2 separate regions of the Mus musculus genome follow, and region 2 is linked to region 1. Evidence: chromatin loops called from intact Hi-C (ENCODE). Cell type or tissue: heart. All regions are shown on one strand. Each heading gives the region's core, and the rest is flanking DNA. Links, peaks and the distances in the headings are about the cores only.

The links. A loop is a pair of places that touch in the nucleus more often than their neighbours do. Peaks named below come from ENCODE experiments on the same cell type or tissue, not always from the same donor. Only the 100,000 strongest peaks of a DNase experiment are listed, where the experiment ranks them.
Region 2: it touches region 1 in a loop (5-fold over the local background); 19 of 42 quality-filtered maps call a loop at or near these places.

What each region holds. Positions count from the first base shown.
Region 1 is chr3:97,223,495-97,230,904 of GRCm38, reverse strand. It overlaps Bcl9 (B cell CLL/lymphoma 9), which reads left to right and starts at 3,541. Exons shown (of 10, transcript NM_029933.4): 1 at 3,541-3,687; 2 at 6,928-7,063. In heart, for the core only: a CTCF peak has its summit at 3,573; a DNase peak (open chromatin) is centred at 3,194; H3K4me3 peaks cover 3,547 bases; H3K27ac peaks cover 2,706 bases.
Region 2 is chr3:97,293,692-97,301,101 of GRCm38, reverse strand. It overlaps a transcript of Bcl9 not described here. Among named protein-coding and RNA genes, the nearest start is that of Gm40101, 33 kb to the left of the region's middle. In heart, for the core only: a CTCF peak has its summit at 971 (motif pointing right); DNase peaks (open chromatin) are centred at 2,981, 3,421 and 3,831; H3K4me3 peaks cover 3,996 bases; H3K27ac peaks cover 4,341 bases.

The DNA.
Region 1 (7,410 bases), core at 1,329-6,328:
CCAGCCTGGTCTACATAGCGAGTTCCAGCACAGTCATGGCTACATACTACAAAAGAGAAATGTTGTCTTGAAAAACCAAAAGAGGGAACTGGAAGAGATGGCTTAGTGGTTAAGAGTACTGACTGCTCTTCTGAAGGTCCTGAGTTCAAATCACAGCAACCACATGGTGGCTCACAATTATCTGTAATGAGATCTGATGTCCTCTTCTGGGGTGTCTAAAGACAACTACAGTGTACTTACTTACAGTGTATTTATTTGTTATTATAATAATAAATAAGTCTTTAAAATAGAAAGAAAAAGACAAGAAAAGGAAAAACCAAAAGAAAAGAAATAGGATTCCCGGTAGAAAATCCTGGTCTGTTGAGGAGTTAAGAAGTCAGACTTGCAGCATCCCAGCCTCGAGGTCACTATGTGTTTATGGTCCTTATGAGAAGCAAGATTCAGTGCAAGGAGTCCAATCGAGTCTATGAAAAGCCTGTATTTTTAGCAGTCTTGCCATTTGGAGGAAGAAGGATTTCACAGAGTTGCTGGAGTAGCAAAAACATCACGAGACTTCTGTTTACAAGATGCTTTCAGAAGGATCTCTCCGCTCTCCACTCGTGTTTATACATGCACAGTCTGTCAGGCCCTTCGACACCAAAGGCAGGCTTTTGTCCAGCGAGAGCAGATGTGTGGACGTTAGAAAACTCAGAGAGCAAATACTCCAGTGAAAGAAACTATTGAGCAGAATATATGATATTTTAAAACGCATTTCTGTCCTGTGTGTAATATAGCTAAACTAACATTACTGTGGAGCTGCTAACCTTTACATTTCCTGATTTTTTTTTTTTTTCTTAGCGTGCTTAAGGTCTTGTTGCGGTTGCTTGTAGCCTGGAGTTGTGCGTGTGTGATCCTTGTCTTCATTTTCCTTCCAATTCAGTAAATCATTTTTGAACTTTAACACATGGTTACAAGAGAGTTTAATGCCTAGCAAAGACAGGTTTTTGTTTTGTTTTGTTTTTTGTTTTTTGGGTTTTTTGGCTTTTTTTATTTGTTTGTTTGTTTTGCTTTAAGTACATTATTGTCACAGTCTACCCTTTAGGTACATTATTGTCACAGTCTGCCCTTTAGCTTGTTGTCCAGCAGTGACCTGATCTGGAATACCCGAGTCATGCTGGCTGGTATTATGTCAACTTGACACAGCTAGAGTTATCTTAAAGGAAGAACTCAATTGAGAAAATGCCTCCATAAGATTCAGCTGTAAGGCATTTCTTAATTAATGGTTGACTGGAGAGAGCCCAGCCCATTATGGCTGGTGCCATCCCTGGTCTGGTGGTCCTGGGGTCTATAAGAAAGCAGGCTGAGCAAGCCATGGGAGGCAAGGCAGTAAGCAGCATACCTGGAAGTTACTGTATCGGCTCCTGCCTTCAGGTTCCTGCCCTGTTTGAGTTCCTGTCCTGACCTCCTTCAGTGATGGTCTACAATGTGGAAGTGTAAACCAAATAAGCCCTTTCCTCCCCAACTTACTTTTGGTCATGATGTTTCATCACAGCAACAGAAATCCTAATGAGGACAGAAGTATTTTGGCAGTGGTTTTCTTTTAGAGGAATCCAATCTATATGAGTCAAGACCCTTCCCTTACATTAGCAATCCCAAATACTCTTACATACTTCTAGTTTGATTGTCTTTTCTCATAGTCACACGTGATCTTTTCTCTTTTAGAGAGGTTCGTAGCTATGTGGAATCTAATTTCTAAAGCCAAAAGTTGACAGCTCCCTACCCCCAAACCCTTCAACTTTATTTCTTACGTGGACTCAATTTGCTCTCAGGTTTATATCATTTAGACCTACCTGACTCTCTTTTAAACTTATAAACTCAGTCTCAAAGAGAAAATATCTTGCCACAGTTGTTCAGATTCTAAGCCAGGGAGAAACTGTATGGAAACCCATATGGCCAGTTGTGAGTTTTGCGAAGATTGGAAAGTAGTGAGTGAACTTTATTATTTAGCGTTCTATTATATACCATCCTTTACGACAGCACTGCTCCTTAAAAGGGTACCACAGGAAGGTTCCCTATTTTATATAGAGAAAAGCGGAGGCAGTAGTGGCTGTCCTGGTTAAACCCATGTAGGTCTTTTGGCTATGTTGCTTGCTTCCATCTTCGGGGAGACTGTACATTCTCAGGTACACAGAATCCACTTAACTGTTAGAAACGCTTTGGACCAGTGCACAGAGTTGCAGGAGAATCCTTAAGATCAACTCCGCAAAGTACAAACTCGAAGATTAGTAGGGTTTTGTGGGGAGGGCAGACAGTAACGATGGCTGGTCAAGGCAGTAACACGGCCCCACAAAATAAGGATAACAGGAATCTGAGCAAGGCGCATTAACCAAGATGTGAAAAAGTGCTACCTAATGAGCTAACATCTAACTTCACAGGGGTAGTGCTGAACGCGTCGCCCTCGAATTCTCAACATCAAAGCTCTTCCAAAAAATAAAATTAAGTGAGTGATACTGTGGTTGGGAGAAGACCTGGAGGCCGGGGCAGAAGGTGCTCTCTGGAAACCATAGGTAGTGCTGGCCAGGCAGGGCGGGGCGGGGCAGGGCCCGAGGTGAAGGAGACCTTGCTCTAGCCACAGCGCCAGCAGGACCCCAGAGAGTCTGTTCTGGGAAGAGGGAGAAGAGTGCAAGCCGAGGGGACCAGCTTTCCAGAGGGAAGAAAGCCCTCACGGGCAAAGGTAGAGTGGACACCTAGGGGCGGATGGGTGGGCTGGGGGAAGCAAGGCGGAATCGCAGTGGAGAGGTGCGAGGAGGTGGCATGAAGACTGAAGACTAGGCCCGACCCTGAACGGCGGGCGAGTGAAGGAAGATCGGTTCCTTCTGCAGCTCCCAGTTAGTTTCTGTCAAAGATGGCTAAATTCCACTCTGCCCTTCCCCCTCCCGCGCCTTTTCTAATCCCCTTCGGTGGCTCCAGTACTGCTGGAGGCCATGGGGAGTCTGGGTGAATGAGCGCCGGGAGGAGGGTGAGGAAGGAAGAGAACCTCCCCGCCGCACCACCCGCCCCGTGGGTCCTGCAGGAGGATCTTTTAGTTGAAAAAGAGGGTTCTGTGGCTTTAAACCGGGGAGTGGGCGTCACCGCGGGGGGACCCGGTGACTAGCCGGGGCGGGGTTGGATGGGAGGGGTCATGCAAAGCAGAAGGCGGTGCCGTCGGGGCGGGGCCGTGGGTGGGCGGGGCGCGGGCGGCTTCTCTTGAGCCAGGCGCGGGAGGGGGCGGAGGCCGCGGCGGGCTGGTACCATCGATCGCCTTCGGGGAGGGGGACGGGTGCCATTCCCCCGGAGGGGGCGGGCCCTGGCGGCGGCGGGGCCAGGGCCCCATTCCCCGCCGGGCGGGCCGGGGGAGGGGCGCGCCTCCGCTCGCGTCCGAGGCGGGGCCCGCGGTACCTTTCGTGGCACGGTGCGGCTGGGGGAGGGTCGAGGGGAGGGGGAAGGGGCGGGCCTGGGAGGGGGAGCCGGAAAGGGGGAGGCACCGGCGGACAATGGAGCCTATGTGTGCCTGCGGGAGTGGGACGGCGCCGCCGCCGCCGCTGCCGCCGCCGGGGGGAGACGCTGCGCTGCTGCTGCCGCTGGTCCGGGCCCCGGCCCCCCGGGGCTGAGAGCAGCCGGGGACCGCAGCTCCCGCCCGCGCTCGCCCCTCCCCCTCTCCGGCCCGGGGTAAGTGGCCCCGGGGAGGGGGAGGGGCGGGCCGGCGCGGCGGGGGCCGGGTCCGCGTGCGCGTGTGGCCGGGGGGCCTCCGGGGGTCGGGGCGCTGGCTTGGCGAGTTGAGTCTGGAGGAACCTGTTGGGGGAGGCGGGGGAGCCTCGGGAGCTATGGGAGAGACCGGGGCATCTCTCGGGGTTTTAGAGGTTGTGTCCCAAAGCTGTGCTTGGAGAGGTTACCTGAGGGGAGATGACCGTCTCGGGGTCTTGGGATGGAGGGGCGATGGAGAGGAAAGAGCGCGCGAAATTAGGAATTTCGGGTTGAGTTTGTAAGACCCGGGAGATGCGTAGAGGGGAGAAAGGGGACTCCGCAGGCCAGTGACTTGTTGAAGGGTTGGGGGAGGTGAAAGCCTAGAGGAATGTCTTGAGTTGTAAAGGGTTCCAGCAGGTGAGTTGGCGACGAATGAGTTAGGTCACTGAGTCATTGTGAGGGTCGTAGAACACACCAGTGGTTTTCAAATTGGAACCCTAGAGGCTGGCTGGCCTTTGAAAGTTGCAAAGACTATTAAGATGTCACTGGTAAGTGTTGGGTGAGCTTGGTGAAATGGAGTTATCCTAAGGAAAACAAGTCGCAGAGTTGGTGGTTAGTCCAGAGGGAAGGACCACGGCCTGTAGTAGTACTGCTGGGAACGTTATGTTAAAGCTGCCAAGGATGAGAAAGAAAGCTTGAAATCTGTCCCCCAAGAGCCTTAGTCTGCTGGAGGTAAGGAAGGGCGTTTTTTTAAATGTTAAAAGAGTTATTCTGAGGCCAAGATTGGAGTCAAAGTCATTAGGTAGGGTAGTGAAATGGATGCAAATATGCCTCTGTGGACATAATCCAAGGCAGGATGCAGTGGATACAGAGTTACACTTTAGTTAAAGCAAGAACAAGTCACCCCCTGACAGTGACGTCAGCGGCCATGTAAAAAGTCAATTTGATGGTGCATTTGTTAGCGTTTGATAAACTGTGGAATTAAATGGTTATTTTGGCGACAGAGACCTGGGCTCTTGTGTAGGGAACACAGTGATGAATTAGTTACAGGAGGTGAGGAGTAGGTAGTGAAATAGTCAAGATGTTGGGAGGTAAGACTTGTTTAGAACCTGTGACTTGGAGGCTTTTAAGTCTGGTTGGTTTGAAAGTTTTTGACTGGACACTAGTCACCAGGGAGTTTATCATGAAGAAGTGTTTGTGTGCAAATCTGATGGTCCTGGGGACCAGTAACAAAGTCTTCTCTCTTCTCTTGAAAAGGCCTATACTATTGACAGGGATGGACTAAGAAGAGGGTCTCTTAGTTCCGGTGTTGCAAACATGCTTTGAGGAATGTATGAGTGTGTATATGACATTTGATAGCTTTATGACCTAGAAGTTGGATATTGAGCCTTGAAAGTCTTTGTAATCAGTTGCTGGATATAATAATTTCAACATAGATGATAGTTGGATGGGAAAGTCATTGGCCTAAAGATGGAAGCACAGTTTCTGTATAGTTTTCTATTTATAGAACAAGTATCATGGAACTGGCTCTTGAGCAAAAGGAATGTTTTGTTCTTGATTCCAGTTAGCCAGCACAAGCCAAAACAAAAACCAAACCAAAACAAAAAAACCCTTATATATATGGAATTTCTTCTATGGGTTATTTCCCCGTGGCCTTCAGAAATACCTGCTGCTGTAAACTCAAAAGGAAAGAAAATGCTAGGGGGGGAAAGACCCAGTGATTTCGCAAGCATTGTAACCAGCTGAATATTGGATCATGGTGACCTGGCACAGTGGTGAAAAGCCTTGAACTTGGAATCAAGATGTAGCTCTCTGGATGACTTACTTTGAACAAATCTCTGGTGTTTCCTGGTGTGGCTGCTTATGGAGTGGCGACTGCCTGCTCCAGCCACTCGTAGCTGCCTTCCAGTCTAGCCAGTTAATGCCTGTCCAGAAAGTTCTTTGAACGGCCTCTGAGGATGAGTGATTATGTAGTATAACTTTTTAAAAATCCTACTGCTATCTCACTAGCAGACCAAATTCAACTTTCTTACAATCACAGTAATATGGTTAAAGAACAAAAAGGGGAGTTCTGTACACTTGTTTTGTTGTCCGAATTTAGGGTTTTCTATTCATTTTGAAAGATTAGTGTTTACTGAGAGGACAGTGAGTTTGATGGTAATTGTAAATACTGAGCATAAGTCAGCCCAGAGTATGAGAAGGTAGATGCTGGCCTAGACTGCAGGCACCCTGTGTTGTGTGGCCTAAGGCATAGTTCTTGGTTTCCTACCTAGTCAGTCCTCTTCGGCCATGGGATAGTGTGGGTGGTCCTATTCTCTGCTCTCCGCTTCAACTAATGTGATAGCAAAGTCTCTGGACGCTTTTCTTGTTCTTACTCTGGGGTTCTTAGTGTTTTTCTGTCCCAGTACTCTGCAATAAAACAATACAGCGTCCCATCTGAGAATGTTTCCTAAATTCACAAGATGTAAAACATAGAAGTACAGATGAGCTGTCAAAACGTTCATGGTAGCGTGGTAATGTGTGCCTCTTTGTCACACACAGAATCATGTCTAAGGAGACTGGTTTTGAAGCAGTGACGAGGGAAGAACATGTGTCATTACATTATCGAGTCTTTAACTAATGTGATGTGGTGCTGCTGGCGGCACAGTCCCACTATTGCCGATGCTACGCCCACTGTTGAAGGCTGCACTAACTACGTTACTTAGAGATTAGTCAAAATGCTGGTCTGTGTTATCCCCTGAAGGCTTCAAGCCACCTCTCCTTGATTCCTTGGGAGCTGTGAATCATGGAGTTAAGAGCTACCCAAGTCTGATTTTTGAAAGTTAACTTAAGGCTGCTTACACTTTGGGCTTTGTGATATTTTTAAGTAGCTTCATTATGCTAAGAACGGACGAAGAGACCACATGAAAAACCAAAAGTCATTTTGCACCCTGTGCTGGCCGTTCCTGGTTGTACACAAGGGTAAAAACAAGACCTCAAAGGATGCTTTTGTTTGTTTTGGTTTTTCCAAGTTCCCATTACATATGTAGTTCCCTAGGTTTCCTATCCCTTTTCTCTGACTTGTACTTGAAGTTTTAAGGGGGTTGCCTCCTTTTCCCATTTTTGACTCATTTCTTTCTTCCCCCAGGTGCCCTCCATTCGGCCACAGCAGTGGGGAGTGGGGAGTTTTCCTTGGAGTTGGTGTGAATTTGCATATGAACTTTCCCTTTCTTCTTGTCATCTTAGGACTTGGATGTGAGACTAACTGGTGTCACTTCACATTGACCTAACCATTCCTGTGTGGTGAGGTGACAGTTCTCCTTCCCTGTAAGCTCCTCCCCGCCCCAATGTAGAAGACAAAGCGGAGTGGACCTCTTGAAAGGTAAAAGCCTTACCTTAAGCTGCAACTTGTGTGACATCAGCTTGAGCATGTTGGAGTTTTGTCTCTCTGGGGTTGCTTATAAGGTAAAACTGGGCTGCTCTTATATTTTTCGGCTAAGCCATCTTTCCAGCCCACTGAGCTGCTCTTGATTCTAGAAGTTCCCCAATGTGCAACTCATCTAAAGCAGATCCAAGTCACAACTAAAAGTGCCGCTCCCCTGGGTTTTGTGTGACCTGGGCCTTGTGTTTGCCTCGCTGCAGAAGGCGGAGGAGAAGAGCAGACTGGGAGAAGTAAAGCTGGTGTTTATCATGTCCCCTTGGGTTTGTGTGAACGTGAGCTAAGAGGAG
Region 2 (7,410 bases), core at 889-5,888, 71 kb before region 1:
CTGAGAGTCCATCCCTTCTGGAGTTGTTTCATATCTGTGCATGCATGCCTGTGTGTGTCTATGTGTGAATTTGTGTATATGTGTATGCTCCTGTGCATTATGTATGTACATGTGTGTTCATGTGTCATGTGATTATATGTTTATGCATATGTATATGTGTGTATACATGTGTATGTGTGTTCATGTGTATGTATTACATGTGTACACATTAGTGCATGTGTTTATATTGTATGCATATGTGTGCATGCATCTATATTGTATGTGTGTGTGTGTGTGTGTGTGTGTGTGCATGTGTGTTCGTGTGTGTTACTATTGTCATTACCGCCATCCACACTTTTGCAGGTGTTTTTACTTTTAAAAAATTTTTTTGAAACAACATTTTTTGTTGTTGTTGTTTAAAAATGGACAGACAGTTTTCCTGGTCTCCAATGTCTTTCTCCATTACAGGGCAGTCTGTGGCTGGTCACTGAAGGTTATGGTGACCCTTTATGCAATTACTGTCCGGGAGGCCTCATTGTATGCTGTGAGTCACCACGGCTCAGAAGCACAGGGTGACTCAGTAGCCTGTTAGGGAGAGGTTAGACGCTCCCCTGGACTAACGTGAAAGGATCCAAACCCATGGCCCAGGAAGAAACATGGCACTTGTTTGGGCAGCCAGGTGGTCTGGCATGCCTGATTATGAGGCGCCCTGGAGACCGAGGGCTCCTCCAGCAAGAGAGCACAGTGTGGCGGGGGTGCTGGGCTTTGGAGTCACAAAGGGCTCGGTTTTAGTTCTGTTTCTGCTCTATTCTGCTCTCAGGCACCACACAGATGCTCTGAGCCTCATTTTAAAATGTATTTATTTTTATTATTTTAAAATAAAGTATAATAATAATGTGTGGGGAGTATATGAATATGTATGCATAGATGAATACATACATGAGTATGTAAAAATAATGTCTGGTGAGTTATGAATATGTATGCATGTACCCAAAGGGTCCACAAGAGGGCATCAGGTCCCCTGGACCTGGAGTTACAGGCAGTTATGAGCTGCCATGGAGGTGCTGGGAACAAGAATCCAGGTCCTCTGGCAGGGTAGCCAGTGCTGAGCCATCCAGTTCCATCTGTGCTGTGAGGTGTGTGTGTGTGTGTGTGTGTGTGTGTGTGTGTGTGTGTGTGTAAATACACATGTAGTGTACCAATACACAGGAGGCAAGGCAGGTGGATCTCTTTGAGTTTAAGCCCAGCGTAGTCTACATGCATAGTGAGTTCCAGGCTAACCAGGGCTACCTAGCGAGATCCTGTCTCAAACAAAACAAAGAAATCTATCTGTACGTGAAAATGGTTCCTCTTAATAAAAATTACTTCGTGATATAAATGCTCTGGCAAATGTTGAGAAACATAAAGGTAATTATTATTCCTATCACCATCATGATTGTACATTGGGATCCAAAAATACAGTTCCCAGAACTAGTAATAATAGGGACCAAGCTAAGGGAAGGGAGTGACAGGGCTCAGATGTCTCTGTCACTGGTTCAGGCAGGGACAAGCCATTCAGCTAGGTTGAAGCGTGTGAAAAGTCATTCTTTATTCCTTACTGTGTGCCTGTCAAGGGAGTAGTCATTTGTGTCCACAGCACTTCCACTTTGGAGAAGAAGATTCTGGGGAAGGGGTCCAAGTGACCTTCATGAAAAAACAGAGCTGAGGCTGAGCCGTTCTTCCCCAGGACAGCCATGTAGGCCTAGCTCTGTGAGACACCAAGGCTTGCCAGAGATATGAGTGGTGTGTACCCATGTCCACTTCCCTCGCTCCACCAGCAGTCCTGGGTTCATGCTGTCTACAAACCTTCGTGGTCCTCACGTCCTTTGTGGGTCCACAGTTCCTGCCTTCCTCTGCTGTCTCGTGTTCTCCTCATGTTCATAGCTCAGAGTCTGGACTTCCATCCCCCCCCCCCTTTTTTTAAAGCAGCCTCAGCCACTCTTCTCTCTCTCTCTCTCTCTCTCTCTCTCTCTCTCTCTCTCTCTCTCTCTCTCCCACTTCCCACCTCCTCGCTCCACACCAATCACATTCCTGCTTGCTCCTAGCCCCGTTCATTATCCTACCACACTCCCCTTCATTCCTAGAAAACAGCTCACCCGCCCCCCCTCCCCCTCAGCTCATGCCCACCTTCCATAAATTCCAGCAGCCTGGCAATCAGTAACTTCAGCATCACACTTCACAGCTCTCAGAGTTTATACGAGTTACTACGCTCCTCCTTGTTATTGCTCTCTGAGATTTGGGTTGTGGCCGGGGGGTGGGGGGTTGGGAGTCGGGGGTCGGGGGCTTCACTTAAAAAAAAAATCTGGCCATAAGTTGAACCTACAGTTAGGTTGACTCCCACATTTCCACGTTTCTTTTTGAAAAATCAGTGGCTTGGGTCTACACTCTGTAACATGGTGAAAGACAACTAGATCCTTCAGGGAACAACGGGGAAGAAGTAGAAAGAAAAAAAAAAAAAGAAAGAAAGAAAATATATATACAAAATACCTAACCCGGTCCACACAAACATTAGCCCTGGGTCCACCCACGGCATCTCCCTACTCCCCTAAGCCCAAGCTCAGGGGTTTCGGCTTTTTCCCTTCTGGGTCGTTTATTCCACTCCTTCTGAGGCCAGATTGCCTCTGAGTCTGTATGTGTGCACACGTGTGTGGCCACTGCTGGCTTTCCAAAGGGCTCACCTCTCTACTGCCATTTTGCTAGGGCACAGCTCCTTCGGATCTTACTCTCCCTCTTTCTCTCCCTGCCCCCAACTCAGCCTGTGCCTTTTCCTGTCTCTTAACTCCACCAGTGCAGCAGCAACTAGCCGAGCTGCTGGCGTGCGTGCGAGTGAGCGAGTGTGAGTGTGAGTGCGTGTGAGAGAGTGAGTGTGTATGTCTGCGTGCGCAGCTAGGCCAAGCCTGCAAGCCTGCCTGTCACTGGAGAGTTTTAGTTTGCATTCAGAAGAAAGGAGGAGGGGAGACAAGAGGGAAGGAGGAAAGGTGGAGGGGGGAGGAGGAGTGAGGGGGGGTGCGGAGAAGGGAGGGAGAATGTCTTGTTTGTGGCTTGTCAGCAATTGCTTGAGACAAGCTTCCATGTGTGAAAGCTACTTGGCATGAATGCCTGGGCCGTACCAAGTGTCACCGCAGCAAGAGGGGGAGACAGAAGAAAAACAGATCAGACCAGAGCAGACAATAGGCCCCTAAAGTGTTCCCCCTAAGTTGCTTTGATGTTGTCCTGGTGTCTTGATACCAGGAGGCCAGGGATTGCTGGAAAAGGGTCTTTTTTGTCTTCGTTCACTTCCCCTCCAGTTTCTGCAATGATTCTCCAGAATCTCTGCTCATGAAAAAGGTAAGCACTCTAACAATTCCTTCTTCTGTGGCAAGCTTGCTCGCCGGTGCTGGGAAGTGGGGGTCTCATTCCTGCGCTGCTCAGGAGGAGCGCTTGGGTCCTGCGATAGGAGCTGCTGCGGTGCCCCTGAAGTCTCTGCCAGACGCTTAGAGCTGGGGGATGGCCCCTCTTTCCAGGGAACCCCAGTAACACGATCTGTGCCTGTGGGTTGGTGGGGGGAGAAGGGGTGGAAGGAGAGGGGTGGGAGGAGGATGGGAGGGTGGAGGGTGGGAGGCAAAAAAAGAGAGAGGGAAAGCAGCCTGGAAGAGAGGAAGAGAGGGGCAGAGCCCTATTTCAGAGAAGCCCCAGCCCGGAGCCCAAGGAGGCCTTGGGAGCCCCGCGCTGTGCATTCGCAGGCTGAGCGAGGCTGCCTGGAGCTCTACTCAGTGACTGCAGAGATTGCATGGCGCTTTGTGTGTGCGAGTATGCCTGTGGGTCTGGGTGTGTGTGTGGACCTCCCACACACTGCCCTGGCGTGTCTCATAGTGAAGGGGAGGTACCCCAGTCCTGATCACCCAGCCCAGACTCGCAGGAAGAGAGCGGCATGGCCGGCCAGAAGGGTGAGAGAGAGAGGACTGCCCGGAGACATCCACAAACTTTTCCAGTTTCGGGGAATTCTCTGCTCTGAAACACTATAAAGGAGTTGTTGGGTTCTCCGGGCCTCAGTTTACCCAATCTGTGAGAGCTGACTGGGGATGTTGCACGCCTCCCAGGGGTGAAGCCAAACAGAGCAACCCACTCTATGTAACTGTGTGGCGAAATCTTCTGGCTGGCAATGCTGTGGAATCACAAAGTGGAAGTGTGACCATTATTCCTGATTATCGCCGTCATGACGATAAAACCATCATTAATGACACCGGGAGACAAACAGACAGGCGAGCACAGATCAAGTGTCTGCCCATTTCTAATGAAACAAAAACCCTCTTTCCACCTGTTGGCTTCTGTCCTTTTCTCTTGTATCTTTTCCTTAGATTTATTGGCCGATTTGTAGAGAGAATAGAGTGGGAGGGGTTGGGTTTTCCCTTTTCTCCTCCTTCATCATACATATATATGTATTTAAAGGTCAATATAAGATTCTCAAAGGGAAACCGTGCCTCCCGTCAAAGCTCTTTATTCAAGACCTTGTGTTTCCTGGCGCTGGCAGGGTGTGCGTGCACATTTGTAAACTACCTTGGAGGTTAAAGATTTTTATTGTGGCTTTTAGAGATTAAATGAGATTTATTTACAATTGCCATTTATCGGAGAGTAAATATCAGTGTGGAGGGGTAAGAATGTGACGGCTGGTTTCTTCTCCGGCGGTTTTTGTGGATAAAACCTTTTGCTTTTTTTAAAGTGGCGTCTCAAGAACTGGGAGGAAGGGAGGCTGAAATCAGTATCTAACACCCATCGTTCACATGATTGTTTGGAAGAGGAAAAAAATGTCTGTCTGCTTATGGTTTTTGAATTGTGGATTTCTTCTGCCTTTCCATGGTTCCAGCCCTCTTGAAATTCCCGAGGGGTTGGGGGGGGGGGGGCTGTTGCTTGCCTGGTTTTAGGTTCTCTGTGACTCTGTTTTACTGTTTGTTCAAAAAAGAAGTCTGTGGAGGTCTGAGTGGCTGTGACCCCTTCTATCCTAACTCAAATGTTTCAGATGGTCTGTGATAGCCCGAGATGGAGGCAAAGAGCCATCCCTGGCTAAGAGGATGTGTGCTCTTCCTACAGAGGCCTGGAAACCTAGATGCTGGGTGTGGGAGAGGAGGAAAGGCATTAGGGGCCTCCATCTGGCAGGAAGGTCCCAGCACTTCTTGATTCTATTTTAACGTCTTACATCCTCAGACTTAATCATCGTCTGCTGTGAAGGCTGGAGAGTTCCCTATGATTTGTCTTTGGCAAGCTTCTGAGTCCAGATATCTCTTTTAAAATGTTAGCATTTCAGAACCGGAAGGGAGACGGAAGGTTACTTGTCATGTTTTTAGATGTGGGTGCTTGGTGAAGCTGACTGCAGCACAGGGTCCCAAGCCCTCTGAAGGTTGTCTCACCGTCCACTCCAACCTCGTCACTGCTTGCCCTCACACACGAGCAGGCACCTTTCCCTGTTCCACTCAACGCACTGGGTTCAGCCAGCACCCTGTGCCAGGTTCACATCACAACAGGGCCCAGACACGGGAGGCATCAGTTGCACCGTTGACTTGCTTCAGGCCCTGTTTTTTGAGGATGGAGGAAAATGTTAGGGGCCCATCCTCGGGCGATGTCTGGTCTTGTTAGTATGATCCACATGAGCCACAGAATCACACAAACCAGTGGTTCCAACACTGCTAATGCATATTAAACAGCATGCAGGCATCACAATGCAGCGTAAGACTGTAGAAGTTATTGGCCTTCCAAACTGTCGTTTTTGTCTACGTGACTGAGGTCCCCTGTTCCAGTCTCACAGAGCCCAAGAACCCCAACAGCTGAAGAAAATGCCCACCCCCATCCCTGCACCCTACACACTTGTTGTGAGCTGGTCTACGTAACAATCATTATCTGGGTAATTCCCATTCACTGTAACCTCTTCGTCAGCCCTAACAGGTGTTGGAGGACTGTGGTCATCGAGGTCCCCTTTACATCTCCCATGGTTCCTGGGCTGATACTAAAGACTTGGGAGCAGGAAACTCCACCATTCTCACTGTTGTTTTGGAACTCCAAAGACAATATTACAATAATACTGTCTTCCCCACCCTTCCCAGCAGAGCCTGTTATCTAACTATACGGCAAAATCTTACCAAGAAAGTGAGTTCAGTCAATCCCATTTAGGGCCAGGTTATTAAACTCTTACTGGTTTGGTGATGTCAGAAGTACCCCCACTTCCTCTTTATAGCCTGCCTTAGAGAGAACACGCACCCATGCTGCTAGTCACTTCTAAAGAGTCACTCAGCGCTCATCCTAACATCTTCCCGGCTTTCTCTAGTATTCAGGGTAATGTTGTCTTCCGGGCTGTCAACCTGCTTCATCTTTTTTAAAGATTAACTTAATGGTTTAAAGAGAAGACAGACATGCCCCCCCCCCACCACCACCACCCATACACACAAATCACAGGTTAGGTGCCTACATTTCAGGAACCCACACACATTGTGTGTGTGGTTAAATCACGTGTCGGGCAAAGTGAGAGTCATTTCAATGCACCCGTCGTTGTTACACAGTGACGTGCTCAAGCCCACGTTATAGCAACAACCTAAATCAGGAGCTTGTCTTGTCTGCATTTGGAACCTGTGGCTTAGGCCTTCTCTCTCAGCAGGATGCACTCGATTCAGTGTCTTTGGTCACTTCCGGACACACTCCCCTAGACGTGTGGGAGGCAGCTTGAGTTGGCACTGGAGAGAGTCACCCAAAGAGAGTAAGGGAGTTGAAAGGTGAATAAAATGAGGATCTGGGTGGAAGAAAGATTTAATGGGCAACCAGAGAGCAGGCATACAGGTCAACCTTACATCCAAGAGAATAAAAGTGAAGACTGTTAGGACATTTTAAAGGATTGTTTACAGACACTTATATTGAGTGCTTCCACCCACTATAGGCAAGACCAACACCAGTGCAAGGCACTCCCTAAACTCATTAGTCACAAATGATGTTTTTGTATGGAGTTTTACAGAAGGAAATTGGTGGGTTTTCTCCCTACAAGAGACATACATATAAGATATAAAGTTTCCACTTTATTTCTTTTAAGCTTTGGCATCTCAATGCGAACTAAGATGGATGCTTAGTCCTCTGCCCTGGCAGCTCTCTGGAGTAGGTGCTATTGTCAACCTCATGTGATATTTAAATAAGGTTCCATGTGGGTCATCTAAGGAGTGGCAAGGTAGCCTCAGGGTGAGATGGCTAACCAATTAAACAATCCTATTACGCTAGTGGCTTGGGTTGTGCCGTCTCTGACGGTTTCACAGGGGTCTTCAAAGACCATCTGAAAATGCAGATGTTGACGTTGCAATTCATAATAGTAGCAAAATTACAACTATGAAGTAGCAACAAAATAAGTTTATGGTTGGGGGTCACCACAACGTGGGGAACTGT